Linked DNA regions of Homo sapiens: region 2 is linked to region 1. The links are chromatin contacts, found by Hi-C or POLR2A ChIA-PET in ENCODE. All regions are on one chromosome and are shown on one strand. The core of a region is the stretch at or near the end of the contact, and the rest is flanking DNA. Distances in the headings are between cores, read along the strand shown.

The links. Hi-C counts contacts between places; a loop is a spot of excess contacts on that map. ChIA-PET counts read pairs that join two places held with the same protein, here RNA polymerase II (POLR2A). Pooled maps may share reads with other maps.
Region 2: a map of naive thymus-derived CD4-positive, alpha-beta T cell shows a loop between it and region 1 (9-fold over the local background). The contact joins two enhancer-like sites. A Hi-C loop is called at or near these places in 8 of 168 maps with a recorded cell type or tissue (GM12878, GM13977, HCT116 and 5 more), 27 of 37 single-sample maps with no recorded cell type and 17 of 50 pooled maps. POLR2A ChIA-PET finds 5 or more read pairs at or near these places in 11 of 52 experiments (BJ, CD8-positive, alpha-beta memory T cell, MCF 10A and 7 more).

The regions. Positions count from the first base shown.
Region 1 is chr18:54,144,991-54,152,889 of GRCh38, forward strand. It overlaps MBD2 (methyl-CpG binding domain protein 2), which reads right to left. Exons shown (of 7, transcript NM_003927.5): 7 at 6,616-7,899. Among named protein-coding and RNA genes, the nearest start is that of SNORA37, 73 kb to the right of the region's middle. Within about 2 kb of position 4,186, at least 10 of the 41 ENCODE cell types and tissues checked have a DNase peak (open chromatin) inside an H3K27ac peak, as active enhancers do; they include mammary epithelial cell, where a contact is called at or near this core.
Region 2 is chr18:54,279,996-54,287,894 of GRCh38, forward strand. It overlaps POLI (DNA polymerase iota), which reads left to right. Exons shown (of 10, transcript NM_007195.3): 5 at 672-908; 6 at 2,842-3,020; 7 at 3,927-4,018; 8 at 7,286-7,416. Among named protein-coding and RNA genes, the nearest start is that of POLI, 14 kb to the left of the region's middle. RefSeq lists an enhancer at 5,215-5,404. Within about 2 kb of position 5,181, at least 4 of the 41 ENCODE cell types and tissues checked have a DNase peak (open chromatin) inside an H3K27ac peak, as active enhancers do; they include mammary epithelial cell, where a contact is called at or near this core.

The DNA of each region.
Region 1 (7,899 bases), core at 2,936-5,435:
GAGTGTCTGACTCCCAAAAGAGAACTGAGGCCCAGGATTGTCATCTTTGTTCACTGAATTATGCCTAGTTTTTTAAAAAGCAACTGTACAAATTAAGTGCTTAATATATGTGTTGAATAAATGAACCCCAACCAGAAACATAAAAACAAAAATAAAATGGTATGTAGCTTTTCAGGCATGCGGGAACACTTTAGAATTCTCTACCCTCCCCTCCACCCTCCATTCACTTCTGGAGATTGACAGTTACCTGAAAGCCAAAAAGAAATGATCAGACTTCTCCATAGAGCCTTAAAAATAGGTATTTCCTTAAATCGGGTTTTGGCAGTATTGATATTTTCGGGGTGTGTCCTGTGCGTTGCAGGACTTTTAGCAGCATGCCTGGCCTTTATGCACTTGATGTCAATAACTACTGCACTATTCTCCCCTCATTGTGACAACCAAAAATGGTTTACTGTTGTCATGTATTTCCTAGGCAGTCTAAGGCAAAGCTGTCTTAGACTGAGAATCACTGCTTTAGACTAATTTTAAGAACTACTTTGGCCAGGCCCAGAGGCTTATGCCTATAATCCCAACACTTGGGAGGCCAAGGCAGGAGGATGGCTTGAGCTTGGGCAACATAGTGAGACCTCATTTCTATTTAAAAAAAAAGAAATTAGCTGGGCATGGTAGCATGTGCTGGTAGTCCCAGCTACTTGGGAGGCTGAGATGGGAGGATCACTTGAGCCTGGGAAGCCAAGGCTGCAGTGAGCCAAGATCTTGCCACTACACTCTAGCCTGATTGACAGAGCAAGATCCTGTCTCAAAAGAAAAAAAAAAAGAATTACTTTATAGAATTGAATATGCCAAACTATATATGGTGTACTTTATAGGGGTTTAGAAAGTTTTCTAGGGTAATTTTGACTGGGTGGATAGAGAGAGATATTTTTCACCTTGATATATCGACTTTGGAACCTCAGGACTGCCCAGATAATGATGACTTTATTATAGAAATAATATATGTCAAGACTTTGTCTCTTGTCCTATAGCCTCACTGAGTTGGTTTATCTCTTTTATTAGAGTCATAAGATTAGAACCAAAATAGTTCTAATATGGTATAGACAAAAAATGTATTTAAAAAGGTTTAAAACATATTAGAGATAGGAAAGACCTATGGCTTTGTAATTGCTATAATAACTAAGTATTATTGCTGAATTTTAATGGAGATCATTGCCTTTGCTTTCCAGGAGGTAAAGTGTTTGCAAGATTACTCAGTCTATGCCCTTGTTGTATATTCTTGAACTATTTATTTGCTCCATATTAAGGAAAAAGAAAGCAATTATGTCTTAATTATCTTATCTAATTTGTGAAGAAGCACAACAGAGAAATTATCTTGCTTATTTTATGCGATGATTACAAGAAAGTATTCCTACATAGAAAGAATAAAGTTGAAAAACAAAGCGTTAGTGGAATGGCATTAAATGCTAATTGCTCTTAAAATATGATAATTCTAGAATAGCTAAATATTAATTTAATTATCAAGGGAACTTTTCTCAGGGCCACAGTAATAACCAAATTAGTGTTTACTACCAAAATACTTATCACAAAGTATGAAATAAAGAATCTGGCCTTGCCCAAATAAAGAACTAGCCTTTCCCCTCAGTGTCTGGGGGATATTCTAGGTCATATCTGATAAAAGGTGTCTTCTTTTTAGGGTGTGACCTGGTCAGACTGGATTTTAGGGTAGGGCCACATGTGTCAGGGTAGGATCTGACCACTCCAGAAAGATCAACCATGTGAGTTAGGGTGGGGATTTTGTGTTATGCATTCAGTTGACCTGGAGACTGAGTAAAATCGTGTGGGCAGTCAATCAATCATGTCTTAAGCACAGTCCTGGTTAAAAACTCTGAACACCAAAGCTTAGGTGAGTTTTCCTGGTTGGCAATACCCCGTATATATCACACATCAATGCTAGGAGGGTAATGTCTCCTCACTCAATGGGAGGAGGACAATGTGGGCTTTAAGTTTGGAACCCTTGCAGACTGTGTATCTCTCTGGCTAATGTTAACATGTATTCTTTCCCTACAACAAATCATAACCATGAACATAATAATTTTTAGCAAGTCCTGTGAGTCCTTCTAGCAAATTATCAAACTTGAGGGTGGTTGTGCAAGTTTAGGAGATTGCAGTGGTGTCAGAAGTGAGGGTGGTCTTGTGGAAGACTGTGTCCTCCAACTTTGATACTTAACTCATTTGGGAATGAGTTTATGAACTCATGCCCAAATCCATTCTTTTAAGAAGTCATATTCATGTCTTAGAGGAACTTATAACTTAGGTAATATGAGAAGCATTTGAGGAACAGGCAATATGTACTCATATACAAGGTGTCAGGCAGAGTCACGCTACTGAGAAGGGACAGATTGGAGGGAGGAATGCATTTGACAAGGCTTTAGGAAAGAAATGTGATGCTTTTTTTTTTTTTGGCTTAAGTAAAAGATGGGATCTGGAAAAAAAAAAGAAAAGAAAATATAGGGTCCGGACTGATTGTGAGAAAAAAAGAAGCTAATTCTACAGAGAAACCAGTAAAAATGAAAGCACAAAGGTAGGGGAAAGCACAAAAGAATAGCAGGCAGTTTGAGACAGAAGATTGAAGCAGGTGTTGTGGTTGACCCCCTAGCAGCCCCAACACTCCCATATGATGATTAATCTAAGCCATCTGGGGTAATTCCAACCCCCTTTCTCAGCAACTAGTTTAGGAATGGGCGTGTTAACCAATTCTAGCCAATGAGGTACAAGGGAAAGTGTTTGGGGCCTTCTAAAAAGCAGGCATATGGCTGGGTGTGGTGGCTAATACCTGTAATCCCAGCACTTTGGGAAGCTGAGACAGAATTGCTTGAGATCAGGAGTTCAAGACCAACCTGGTCGACATAGCGAGATCCTATCTCTATCATATATTTAAAAGAGTAAATAAATAAATAAATAATAAAAAGCAGGCACAGGAAGACATCTATCTTCTCCTTCTTGCCATTGTCATGTCTGGACACCTGGAAGCATCTTGCTACTGAGCTGAGGCTGAAGTCAATTCACGAAGGAGAGGCCATGATTAGAAGACTACACAGAAGCAAAGCTAGAGCCCTGTGGTTTGCATTAAGAATCTAAAGTAGCCTAGAATTGTCTTTTAGATACATTTAATGTACATTTCCTTATTGTTTAAGCCATCTGAGACTGATAATCTGTTACTTGTAGCTAACAGTATGTGGCAGGCAGAAGGCCCTTTTCCAAAAAATTACCCATGCTCTAATGTCTAGAAATTGTAATCATGTTAGGTTACATGGCTAAAGTGATTCTGCAGATACAATTAAGTTTGCAGATCTCAAAATGGAAAGATTATCTTGGATTATCTGGGTGAGCTTAATCTAATTAAATGAGTTTTTGAAGGAAGAGAACTTTCTCTGGCTGGAGTGAAAGACATGAGGCAGAAGGGGAAGTTGGAGCAATAAGACAAATTGACCTGATTTCTGGCTTTAAAGATTAAGGCAGCTGGCTGGGCATGGTGGCTCATGCCTGTAATCCCAGCACTTTGGGAGGCCGAGGTGGGCGGGTCACCTGAGGTCAGTAGTTCAAGACCAGCCTGGCCAACATAGTGAAACCCCATCTCTACTAAAAATATAAAAATTAGCCAGGCATGGTTGTACGCATGCCTGTAATCCCAGCTACCCAGGAGGCTGAGGCAGGAGAATCACTGGAACCCGGGAGGCAGAGGCTGCAGTGAGCCAAGATCAAGCCACTGCACTCCAGCCTCCAACCTGGATGACAGAGCGAGGCTTTCAAAAAAAAACAAAAACAAAAACAAAAACAAACAAACAAAAACGATGAAAGGAGCCATTAGCCAAGGAATGTGGGCAGCCTCTAGACATTGAGGACAAACCCCGACTAACAGTCAGCAAAAAATCAGGGACCTCAGTCCCACCCTATCACAAAGAAATTTCCCTGAGTAATTTGAATTATCTCCATTCTTTAATTCACACCCATATTTCCTCTTGCCTTTCTACTGATCTTTAATAAAATGGCAATAGAGCCTATGGAATGTCATTTTAAAAAAAGAAGAGGAAGAACAACAACAACAAAGATTGTGACCATTCCTTGAATGAATACAAAGTTCCAGTAAAGTTGAGTGTGTTTCTGACTCACTGAGTAATAATGCATTCACCCTTCCCCCAGCCCTCCACCCCCAGTGTTAAATGTTTTCAGAGTTAGGTGACTAATTCATCCTCTTCTCACAGCAGCTTCTGTAAAACCAAAATCTTGTTTGTTCCAAAAAGCCACATGAGTTTCTTAAAATGAAAGTCATAGTTGGAAGGTTATAGTTTTCTCATTTGTAAAATTATACTAAGTGACTCGGCTCTTGTAGGAGACAGAAGAGAGGAAGAGAAAGGTTTAAAAGAAGGCATTCATTCCCAGTAGCACATTCTACCATGTTGCTATTTGTATCAGTCCCCTCAAGTTTCCAAATGTTTCTGTTTTCTCACAACTAGCTACTGTTGGGTGTAAGGCCTTCGTATGAATCATGCTGTGTTCAACAAGCATATTCTTGCTTGCTATCAACCTCTCCCAACACACACACAATTAACTCCCTGCTTTGGTTCTCTCTCAGTCCAGGGAATATTTATCCAGTCAGCGAAAATCAAGGTAACTCCCCAAGAAGCATATTCCAATACCTAACAATTTACCAGCGTTTTTTGTTTGTTTGTTTTTGGGGGAAGCGGTTGCTCCCATTTATGAAATACATTACCATACGGAGGCCACTCTATTAGGTATTTTGTTAGCATTAATTCATTAAATCAAAATGGAAAGTCATTTGGAGGCTACCAACAAATGCAACAACAACAACAATAACAAATCAAGCTGTAGATGATCTGAATTTGTATGTGACAGCCATTCTGCCTCAAGAGTGGAGTGAAATCACTAGACCAGCCCTCAGTGGTTCATTCTTGGATATACATTCCCCACTGAGAATTCTACAGAAGCTACTGATACTACCCCAGGAGAAAGGCACATCGTCATAAAATTGTGTATGTAATGGCAAGAGTCTGGCAGGCTCCTTGACTCCAGGGGAATATGGACCCCCGATGAGGAGTCCTGCACTGGAGCAGTGGTCTCAAAACTCCTTTGCTAATAAATCCTTTCTGAGACAAAAACGTATTCCCAAATTTATGGATATTTACTTACAAATAATATACATGTACTGTTCTACTAATATGTATATTAAAAAACACTCAAAAATTAGAATCACAATAACATTAGATAAAAACAAATATTAAAAGGTCCCACTCCCAGTGAATGGTTTTACACATGCCCTACATCAGGGGCCCCAAGCCCTGGGCGGCAGCAGGCTCGTACTGATCTTCAGCCTGTTAGGAACAGGGCCACACAGCAGGAGGTGAGCAGGTGAGCAGGCATTCCCGCCTGAGCTCCGCCTCCTCTCAGATCAGCTGTGTCATTAGATTCTCATTGGCGCACAAACTTTACTGTGACTCGCACATGCGAGGGATCTAGATTGCACACTCCTTATGGGAATCTAATGCCTGATGATCTGAGGTGGAATAGTTTCATCTCAGAACCATCACCCCACCCCACCCTGCTCTTTGGAAAAATTGTCTTCCATGAAACCAGTCCCTGGTGCCAAAAAGGTTGGGGACTCTTGCCCCAGGGCCTATGGTCCAGTTGCATCTTGCTGCCAGACTTCTCAGAGGATCAAGTTCATGAGGCAAAAAGCTGAAAGTACTACAAAGAAAACGCTAACCGTCGGATAAAAATAATTCCTAACATTCTGTGATTAAGAAGCTTTACCTATTCTCACCTCTTTTATAAGATAAATAATCCTAGTAAAGATTTCTCAGCAGGGAGGTTTACTGGAAAAGCTTTGACTAGTCACCCACAAAAGGACCAGATCTCCTAGGAAGAATCGCTCTGCTTTCAGGCCACAGTCATACTGTACTTGTTAAACCAAACTGTGTTGCTTTTTGTCAGCTTAAGACCCGAGTGGAGAATAGCATTGGAAGGTTGTGTGGCGTTCTCGAGACAGAAAACCTTTACATTCAAATTTCCCTCTCTGAATCTTATTGGCTAGGATAAGTCATTTAACTTATCTGGGTCTTAGATTCCTTAACTCATAAATGAGGAGAAGAAGAATATGTACATATTACATGGCTTACATGTAGATTAAAATTCAAAGATAACATTAATGGAGGTGAAAGTGTTCCATAAATTATTAAATGCTATATAAATGTGAGGAAATAAAACACTTTTTGTTTTCCCATCATTAAAAGTCAAATAATTGATAAAAGTAACTATTTTCACATAAAATTTGCATGTGCCCTTATAGAGAAAACCAGCATGCAAATTAAAATTTTAAAGCCTACTCCAGATCCTTCGAGTCATGCATTTTGACAGCCTGCTGCTCCAAGTCCAAATCCCACAGCTACTGCTAGCTAATTGGGTTGTAACTGACTGGTGTTCCCTGCCCTACCTGTGAACTTTGGGACCCCACCCCCCAGTCTGATGTCCCCTGTGCCCGAGAAACATGATCCAGAGATGTCCTTCATGGATTAAGTCATTGAAGATGACTTACACAAACAGTTTTAAAGCTTCAAAATTTATTGCTGTACATTTTCTCATAGCATTTACTATGGAAATACTAATAGTGCAAATATTTATTTTGGACTTCATAGCATTTGAGAAATCACAAAGCTTGTTTATATCTTTGCAATTATTTATGAAGATCTATATTATTTTAAAAATCCAAACGAGTAATCTTATATTCAAAGAGATTGTATAACACTCTCTAGATCTCCTCTTTAGACCAAAAAAAAAAAAAAAAACACCCTGGAAGCCACCAAGGGCATTTCTTTCCTTTATAATACATACAGCTTCTAACACTTTTCCAACTGCATGACTCTTGTTCATTCACAGATTCATTCAACAAATATTTAATGACAAGCTATTACGTGCCAGGCACTGGGCTAGGCTCGGGGAACATGAGGATGAAAAAGCACAATCTCTGCTTTTACGGTGCTTACAGTCTAATAGTAGAAACAGACATGCAAAAAAAAATTACAATACAATACAATAAAGTGCTTCCATGGAGGTATTTACAAAGTGCGGTGGGAACAGGGAAGGCGGGAAAGAACATCTGCCTGAAGAAATCAGGGACAGCTTCACAGAGGAGGTAGCCATTGAGCTGAGACTTCATCAATGATTAGGAATTCACCATGTAGACGGGCAGGCAAAGGGTGTTTCAGGCAAAGGGAACAACAGGTACAAAGACACAGAGGCCCAAGGGGCACTTCAAAGAAGCAAGTAAAGAGGTTTTTCTTGAGCTGAAGGTGCAGTGAGGAATAGTGGCAGCATGAGGCCAGACAGACAAGCAGGGATCAGATCAAGAAGAGCCTTTTGACCATTCTTCCATTTATTCAGCAAACAGTTACTGAGTGCTTACTAGGTGCCAGTCACTCAGCTAAGTGCTGGGGCTGTAACGGGAAATCAGACAAACACATCCTTGCTCTCATGGAGCTTACATTCTAGTAGAGAAATAGACAAAAAGCCAACAAATAAATAAAATACAGACTTAGAAAATGTCTACAAAAGAAATAGGGTGCTGAGGCAGAAAATAGTGTCACAGGGATAGGCGGTAGTTAGGGTTATTAGCAAATGCCTCTTGGAAAGGATGTAAAACTCACACCTGCAGGGATAGCGACAATAGTGTGCTCCAATGTGAGCACCCACTATGTGCCAGGCACTGTGCTACACACTTTAGAAACAGTCTATCTCACTGAATCCTCACAACAACTCTATGAGGTAGGTATTATTATTCCTATTTCACTGAGGAGGGACAGGCTCAAAGAGATTAAATAACCTGACAAG
Region 2 (7,899 bases), core at 3,931-6,430, 140 kb after region 1:
TTAATTATTAAGCACTCCCACTACACAGTCACTATCACAGGCCCTTGGAATTTGCTTATTGAATTTGTTTACAGTATTCCTATGAAGCATGAAAGAGATTAGTCAAGTGGATAACAGGGTGGCAGTGATCTCTTAGTCCATTTAGTGTTGCTTTAACAGAATACCTGAGACTGGGTAATTTATAAAGAAAAAAAGGTTTATTTGGTTCATGATTCTTGTGGCTGGAAAAGTCAAGGTTAGGCCTCTGGTGAGGGCCTCAGGCTGTTTCCACTCATGGTGGAAGGCAAAAGGGAGCCAGTGTGTGCAGAGATCACATGGTGAGAGAGGAAGCAAGGGCTGGGGGAGGTGCCAGGCTCTTTTAACAACCAGCTGTCTTTGGAACTAATACAGTCAGAAACTTACCCCTGAGGGAGGGCTTTAATCTATTCATGAGGGATCCACCCCTGTGATCCCAACACCTCCCATTTGACCCCACCTCCAACACTGGGGATCAAATTACAACATGAGGTTTGGAGGGGACAAATATCACAACCATACCAGGTGATGATGGTGGTGGTTGTGGTGGTGGTGGTTGTTGGATATAGACTAAGCCCTCTACCTTTTAAAAATTATTTTGTGAAAAAGAAAAAGGTTTTTCTTGTGACTTTGAATGACATTTGTTGTTTTTAAAGCTATAAACCTGCTTGACGTCTTGCACATCAGACTACTTGTTGGATCTCAGATTGCAGCAGAGATGCGGGAAGCCATGTATAATCAGTTGGGGCTCACTGGCTGTGCTGGAGTGGCTTCTAATAAACTGTTGGCAAAATTAGTTTCTGGTGTCTTTAAACCAAATCAACAAACAGTCTTATTACCTGAAAGTTGTCAACATCTTATTCATAGTTTGAATCACATAAAGGAAATACCTGGTAAGACAAATATATTTGAAAAGTACATATACGTCTTATTTTATTTCTTTTAATTTAAAAAATTATAGATACAATGTAATTAATTCTTAGGTAGAGTTGTCTGTGAGTTTGTGTGCATGTGTGTGTGTGTGTATACTTGGTTCCTGGAAAAAACTAAGAAAAACTGTAATGTTTTCTCAAGCAAATTTGGATTAAGAAATATGTGAAGGTACTTTTCTTATTTTATCTACTTTTGTATGGTTAGAATATGGTCATGAAAGTTATAGCCTAGAAACATATGGTCCTTTATTTCCAGTCCCTGGGTCATACTCTTATACTGTACATTGCCTCTAGAGAGGGGAGTTCGTCTTTTACTAACTCTTTTGGGATTACATATAAAATATTAAGGCTACAATGGACTTTCCAAAACATCTAGGCCAAGGTCCTCATTTTAAAGATTAGGAAACTGATTTCCATGAGGAGTTCGGTGACCTATTTAGGTCATGGGGCAAGTTTGTATCTTTGAAGATTAAATACCCAAGTTTTTATAGGCCATCAATATGTTGAACTACATTTCTGTGGTATTGCTAGGGAATAAGATGTTATAAAAGAGTTCTGTGGAAGTGAATTTCTAATACCACTGAAACTTAGATGTCATACTTCACATTTTTAACTGATACTTGCGTGATTCCAAAATGTATTATACACTGCCTTGCCTTCCTTAGTATAGTATAACTATAATTTGAAGTTTTTTGGATGACTTTGGTAGTGCATTCTGAAGAACAATGTCAGGTTGTAATAAACTGAGGACTATATACTGGTGCAAAACATTCTTACTTGGCTTTACTTTCGAGTTCTTGTATCTTTTTTTTTTTTTTTTAACAGGCTTTCTCCTTTCTCACTTATTGCCAAATTGCCAACCTTCTTTTTTTTCTGCTGTGAAAAATCTGTCACTCTACTTTAATAGTTCCCCCTACATAGCCATCTCCTCCAACTTACTGCTTTTACTGTGCAAGAAAACCAGATAACTGTGGAATTACTGTTTTTGAATGAAAAGAATAAGGAGACATTAAATAGCCTGTTTTCTCTTGTGAATAAAGTATGACCGAATTTTAGTGCAAGAACTTTGTGACAGTTTTGCTAGCAAGATTTTTTGTTTGTTTGCTTTCTGGCTCATAGTTGTATTCTGGATGGTAAATGTTAGATATGACTTATGGATAAATGTGTGGTGGTGCGTATAGGAATCAGTTAGGTTACCTAATATGTACACTTAATTTATTTTAATTGCTCTAGTGGCAGCCTTTTTGTATATTAATAATAATCATGATTTCTGAATATTTCTGGAATATTACATAACAGGTGGTAAAATTTTTGTTTTAGTAAGACAGCATTTATTGGCTGTCTCTGTATTCATTTTATTTTACTGCATTTTGTGAGGACTTCAAAGAGGTGCATATAATTCAGGAGCCCTGAGTGGAAGAACAGCAACCTAGTTTGCAATGGGGTTTGATCTTTGCAAAATACAGTAGTCCCCCATTATCTGCAGTTTCACTTTTCACAGTTTCTATTACCTGCAGTCAACTGTGGTCTGAAAATAATAAGATATTTTGAGAGAGAGAGGCAGAGACCACATTCACATAACTTGTATATTGTATATTGTTATAGTTCTGTTTTATTATTATTGTTAATCTCTTACTGTGCCTAATTTATAAATTAAACTTTATCATAGGTATATATGTAATGGGAAAAACAGTACTGTATATATAGGGTTTGATACTGTCCATGGTTTCAGGCATCCACTGAAGGTCTTAGAATGTATCCCCTGTGGATAAGGGGGGACTACTGTATAAATTATAGAACTTAAAGATAAGATTGATATATTTATAATATTTTAATTAGCTTTGTTTTAAGGAGAAAAGCTATTTTAACATTGTATGCATTTCTTTTTATTTAGGTATTGGCTATAAAACTGCCAAATGTCTTGAAGCACTGGGTATCAATAGTGTGCGTGATCTCCAAACCTTTTCACCCAAAATTTTAGAAAAAGAATTAGGAATTTCAGTTGCTCAGCGTATCCAAAAGCTCAGTTTTGGAGAGGATAACTCCCCTGTGATACTCTCAGGACCACCTCAGGTACATGATGATACTTATTTTAATTAAGTACTGGTTATCACATTATTTGAGATAAAGATTTCTAGTTTTAGTACCATGTTCTTACTATTCTAGTTTGCTTAGTATGTGATCCCTTTCCTATTAGAAGGCTGATTTATTATTAATAGATTGGATTAATAAGTATTCTTAAATGGAATCTTAAGCATTGATATTTTGATATCTTAAGTTAGCTACTATGATTGAAGACAGTGCAACTTAATTTTAATAGCCTATAATGCATATATGAGGCAAAATATTTTAATCTGTTAAAAATCTTGTTTTCAGAGTAGTCCAGTGATTTAGCAAATGGGAAAGGTATAATCACCCAGTTAACATTGACTGATTTTTTTGCTATGGGACAAGCACTTTACTGAGTGCTTTAAATATGTTAGTCCATTTAATCTTCACAACAAAGCATCAAGGTAGGTAGTACTGTTGTTTGTCCATTCCTTCTTACTTCTCTTCTTTCCTTCCTTCCTTCCATTCTCTCTCTCTCAAGATGAGGATACCGTACTTTAGAAAGGTTAAATAACTTGTCCAAGGATAAACTTAGATTCAAGTCCTAGGTGATTAAGAACTCTTGCCATAATCATACAATAAAGCTTGGAGTTGGTACTAGAGCTTTAGAGTTTTCATAACTTTGAATTATTTTATATTAACTGTTTTATATTAACTGTTAATACAGTAATATTTTATATTAACTTTCTAGTGAGTACAATAGCTTGCAGATAAAAAACTGTTAATATAAAAGTGAACTAAATGGCTCAAACTAAGGACAAGAGGTAAGTTAGTGAAGAATGTATTGAATATTTATTTGACTGTACACTGATAATAATTAGATATAGTTATTTGAGTTTGTGCTAATCCTTATTTATGCTTCTTTGATAGTCCTTTAGTGAAGAAGATTCATTTAAAAAATGTTCATCTGAAGTTGAAGCTAAAAATAAGATTGAAGAACTACTTGCTAGTCTTTTAAACAGGTGATTTTCAATCCATTTTGCCAAGTCATCCTATGTATTCATTCTATATACGGTATGTGGAAAGAATATTTGATGTTCCATCTTGGAACTGACAGATTATCTGGAGACTAAACAATGTAAAAATAATTTATCATGGGATTTCTCTGCTTTATAAACTGTTGTAAAGATGGTAATAGGGGGTCTTACCTAAATTGAATTCATTGGTCTTAATTCTGTTAACACTGTGGTTATGCTATGGATCTAAAGCTGCAGATAGTTACCTAAAGGGGTTTTATGGATATTTCTAACATTTCTAGACTTATTCTGGTCTTCAGGTGAGAAGAAGAAGTTTTAATTTTTCCCTGTGGCAATTGCAAAGCCTCTGCCCTCAACCTAATAGTTAGTTGCATTTCATTAAGTTAGTACCATGCTAAATACAAATACATGCGAAATACAAAACCCGTGAAATTAACCATTTATCTGTGCCTCTGCTAATAGTTACTTGCATTTCATTAAGAAGAAAAAAATGCAAAGAGGAATAATACTGTCATAATTCTAAAACTCCTGATACAGGAACAACTATATAAATTTGTGATTGTTGAGGATAGGAAATTATTAAAGTAACAGTGATGGAAGAAGCAGAAGAACCCTTGTATCTCTTTTGCCTCAGACTGTAAAATAAAATGGAGTCGAAGGAAAGAATGGCTAGCTGGCGCTGTGTGTGAGTAGGGTGAGTGACTGCAGGTGTGTGCAGGGTTTCTGATCTGTATGTAAAGAGTATCAACTGGGGTTATAAATATATGAGTAGTACAAGATAAACTGAAAAGGAAATTTAATTTTGTGGTGCTCCTTGTCATTATACATGTATTTCTCAATATTCCATATTCCACAGATGAGTATTATCTGTTTTCGTCCCATTTCTTTGTTTCTCCTCTTCTTGTTAGAAATTTCTCAAATTGTGGTTTCAGGGCTCTAACAGTTTAGAGTAGGTGTGCTTCTCTAATGATTCTAGGAGGACTAACTGTATTTAGAGAAAATGGTTTTTGGTTGGTTCTAAGTCTGAGAAAACTGAAGAAGTGAAATTTCCTCCAACTTTGCTGTCGTGTGCAATGTGGCACTCAAATGTCTTGAGCAGAGCCATGCAGCTCATTGTTGGCTGCATGCAGCTGGGGCTGGCTGTATGACTGGCCTCCCGTGATATGACTCAGGCTGGGCCTGCGAGTATGCTAGTGAAACTGGGTCATTTGCTTCAGCTAAATAGAAGACTACCCTGAAATGCCTAACCTTTGGAGACAGTTCTTCACATAGAAAAACCACAAGAAGTATAAGTTTTACAGGTTCTCTTATTTGAAGAGTCAACCCAGAAGTGAGACCAGGTGCTCTAAACCTGTGACATACAAAACCTGTGAAATTAACCATTTGTCTGTATCTCTGCTTCCCGGCTCCTTTTCTCCCACACCACGGGCCCTTATTTCAGTGACTGAATTATAACACCATCTAAGTGACTTGCAAAAAAAAAAATTACAGGAGTGTGTGTGTGTGTGTGTGTGTGTGTGTGTGTGTATTTGTGTATAATTAGTTTTGTTTTCTCTAGAGTATGTTATGATTAATACTATAGGTATGTAAGAAATGTAAAACCGTATTATTTTTAATCCATCCTCTAGGCACTAGTTTAAGATTGCTTACGATACAGCCTTTTTCTAATGTGTCTTAATTAGCATATCATACTCTTTGAATTGCATAATTAATATAACACGTTTAACTGGAAGATATTTAAACTAGTAACCATTTAAGGTATTTTATCCTAGTTAAGCAGCCATCGAGAAGTTTTGTCACAAAGCAGTAAGAGATAGAAAAAATTATTTACTACAGAACTATTTAATTTTTTATGTTTTTGCGATAGGGTCTTGCTCTGTCACCCAGGCTGGATGGCAGTAGTGCAGTTAGGGCTCACTGCAGCCTCAGCCTCCTGGGCTCAAGCAATCCTCCCACCTCAACCGCCAGAATAGCTGGGAAGGCACCTGCCATCAAGCCTAGCTAATTTTTAAATTTTTGTAGATGAGGTCTTGCTATGTTGCCCAGGCTGGTCTTGAACTCCTGGGCTCAAGTGATCCTCCCACCTCAACTTCCCAAAGTGTTGGGATTACAGGTACGAGGCACCGTGCCTGGCCCAGAACTATTTTTTTCAGATCAGAATCTTCAAGTTGAGTGTGTTTAACAATGTGCAATACTTGCATTTTATGTTTGAGATTTGGTTTTATATGCATTGCCATGTGTATAAAAAGGGAAATGTTATCCTTTAATGACATTTTTTCCAGTACTACTTAAGTGAATTTGTCATATCACTAAAACCTTTGTTTCAACACCAAAACCAAGACATTTGCATGAAACTCTTCTAAAAAATGCATGTACTCATATTGTATATTAATTATATACTAAATATAGTATATGCTCTTTTAAGATATTGCTCTAATAAGCTATCATATAATGGTAATAGTGATTACTCTTTAACAAAAGTAATGTCATTTTGTAAAAAAAAATCTTTTTTTTGGTAATCTCGTAAGAAAAAAGTTTGAAAAAAGTTCTTTTGTTATTTTTCACTTATTTGCTTTTGTCAGTGAATGATTCAGTTTCTTAAATTTCCTGCTGATTTTAATTTGTTGCCTTTTGGTTAGGTGTGTTGGCTTACGTCTGTAATCCCAGCATTTTGGGAGGCTGAGGTGGGGGGATCACCTGAGGTCAGGAGTTCGAGACCAGCCTGGCCAACATGGCAAAACCACCTCTCTACTAAAAATACAAAAATTAGCCAGGTGTGGTCACACATGCCTGTAGTCCCAGCTACTCAGGAGGCTGAGGCAGGAGAATTGCTTGAACCTGGGAGGTGAAGGTTGCAGTGAGCTGAGATTGTGCCACCACATTCCAGCCTGGGCAACAGAGTGAGACTCCATCTCAAAAAAAAAAAAATTGGTTGCTTTTAGTTTTGTTTTGGATCTGTATTATAAAACAGTTTGTTATGATTGTATCTTATATCTCTTCTATTTCTGACAGCACTCAATTCTGAGTGAGGCCTGAGAGCTTGACATCTAAACATTCAGAGTTTTAGTGCATAGACTTTGTGATGATTATTTGGATACTCAGGGACCTTTATTGCTTACTATTTTGTTATCTGCTATATGTATAATTGTCATATTTAACAAAATCTGGCACCTTTAGATAAATGAGATGTTACATAATTTAAAAAGGTAATACTTTTCTAATTCCTTATTTCCACTTTCTCTTTATTTTTAGAGTATGCCAAGATGGAAGGAAGCCTCATACAGTGAGATTAATAATCCGTCGGTATTCCTCTGAGAAGCACTATGGTCGTGAGAGTCGTCAGTGCCCTATTCCTTCACATGTAATTCAGAAATTAGGGACAGGTATGGACTAGTTTTCCAACAGTTTCATTAGCAGGTTGAACTCTTAAATAAGCCAACTTTGAATGAGAAATATGCTCCAAAAATGGAGGGTCTTCACAGGGAATTAGCAAGCAATTAAATGCTTTTATTCTATCAGGAATTTTCACTGGAAAACTTTGTTGTTTGTTTATTTATTTATTTATTTTTTGAGACAGGGTCTTGCTCTGCACCAAGGCTGAAGTGCAGTGGTGCTGTGATAGCTCACTGCAGCCTTTGTCTCCCAGGCTCAAACAATTCTTCTGCCCCAGCCTCCCGAGTAGCTGGGACAGTAGGTGCATGCTACCAGACCTGGCTAACTTTTTTGATATTTAGGATAGACAGGGTCTCAAACTCCTGAGCTCAAGCAATCCTTCTGCCTCAGCCTCCGAAAGTGCTGGGATTATGGGCATGAGCTACTGCACCTGGCCTTGTTTTTAAATAGATAATTAAGTAAAGAGTCATTTA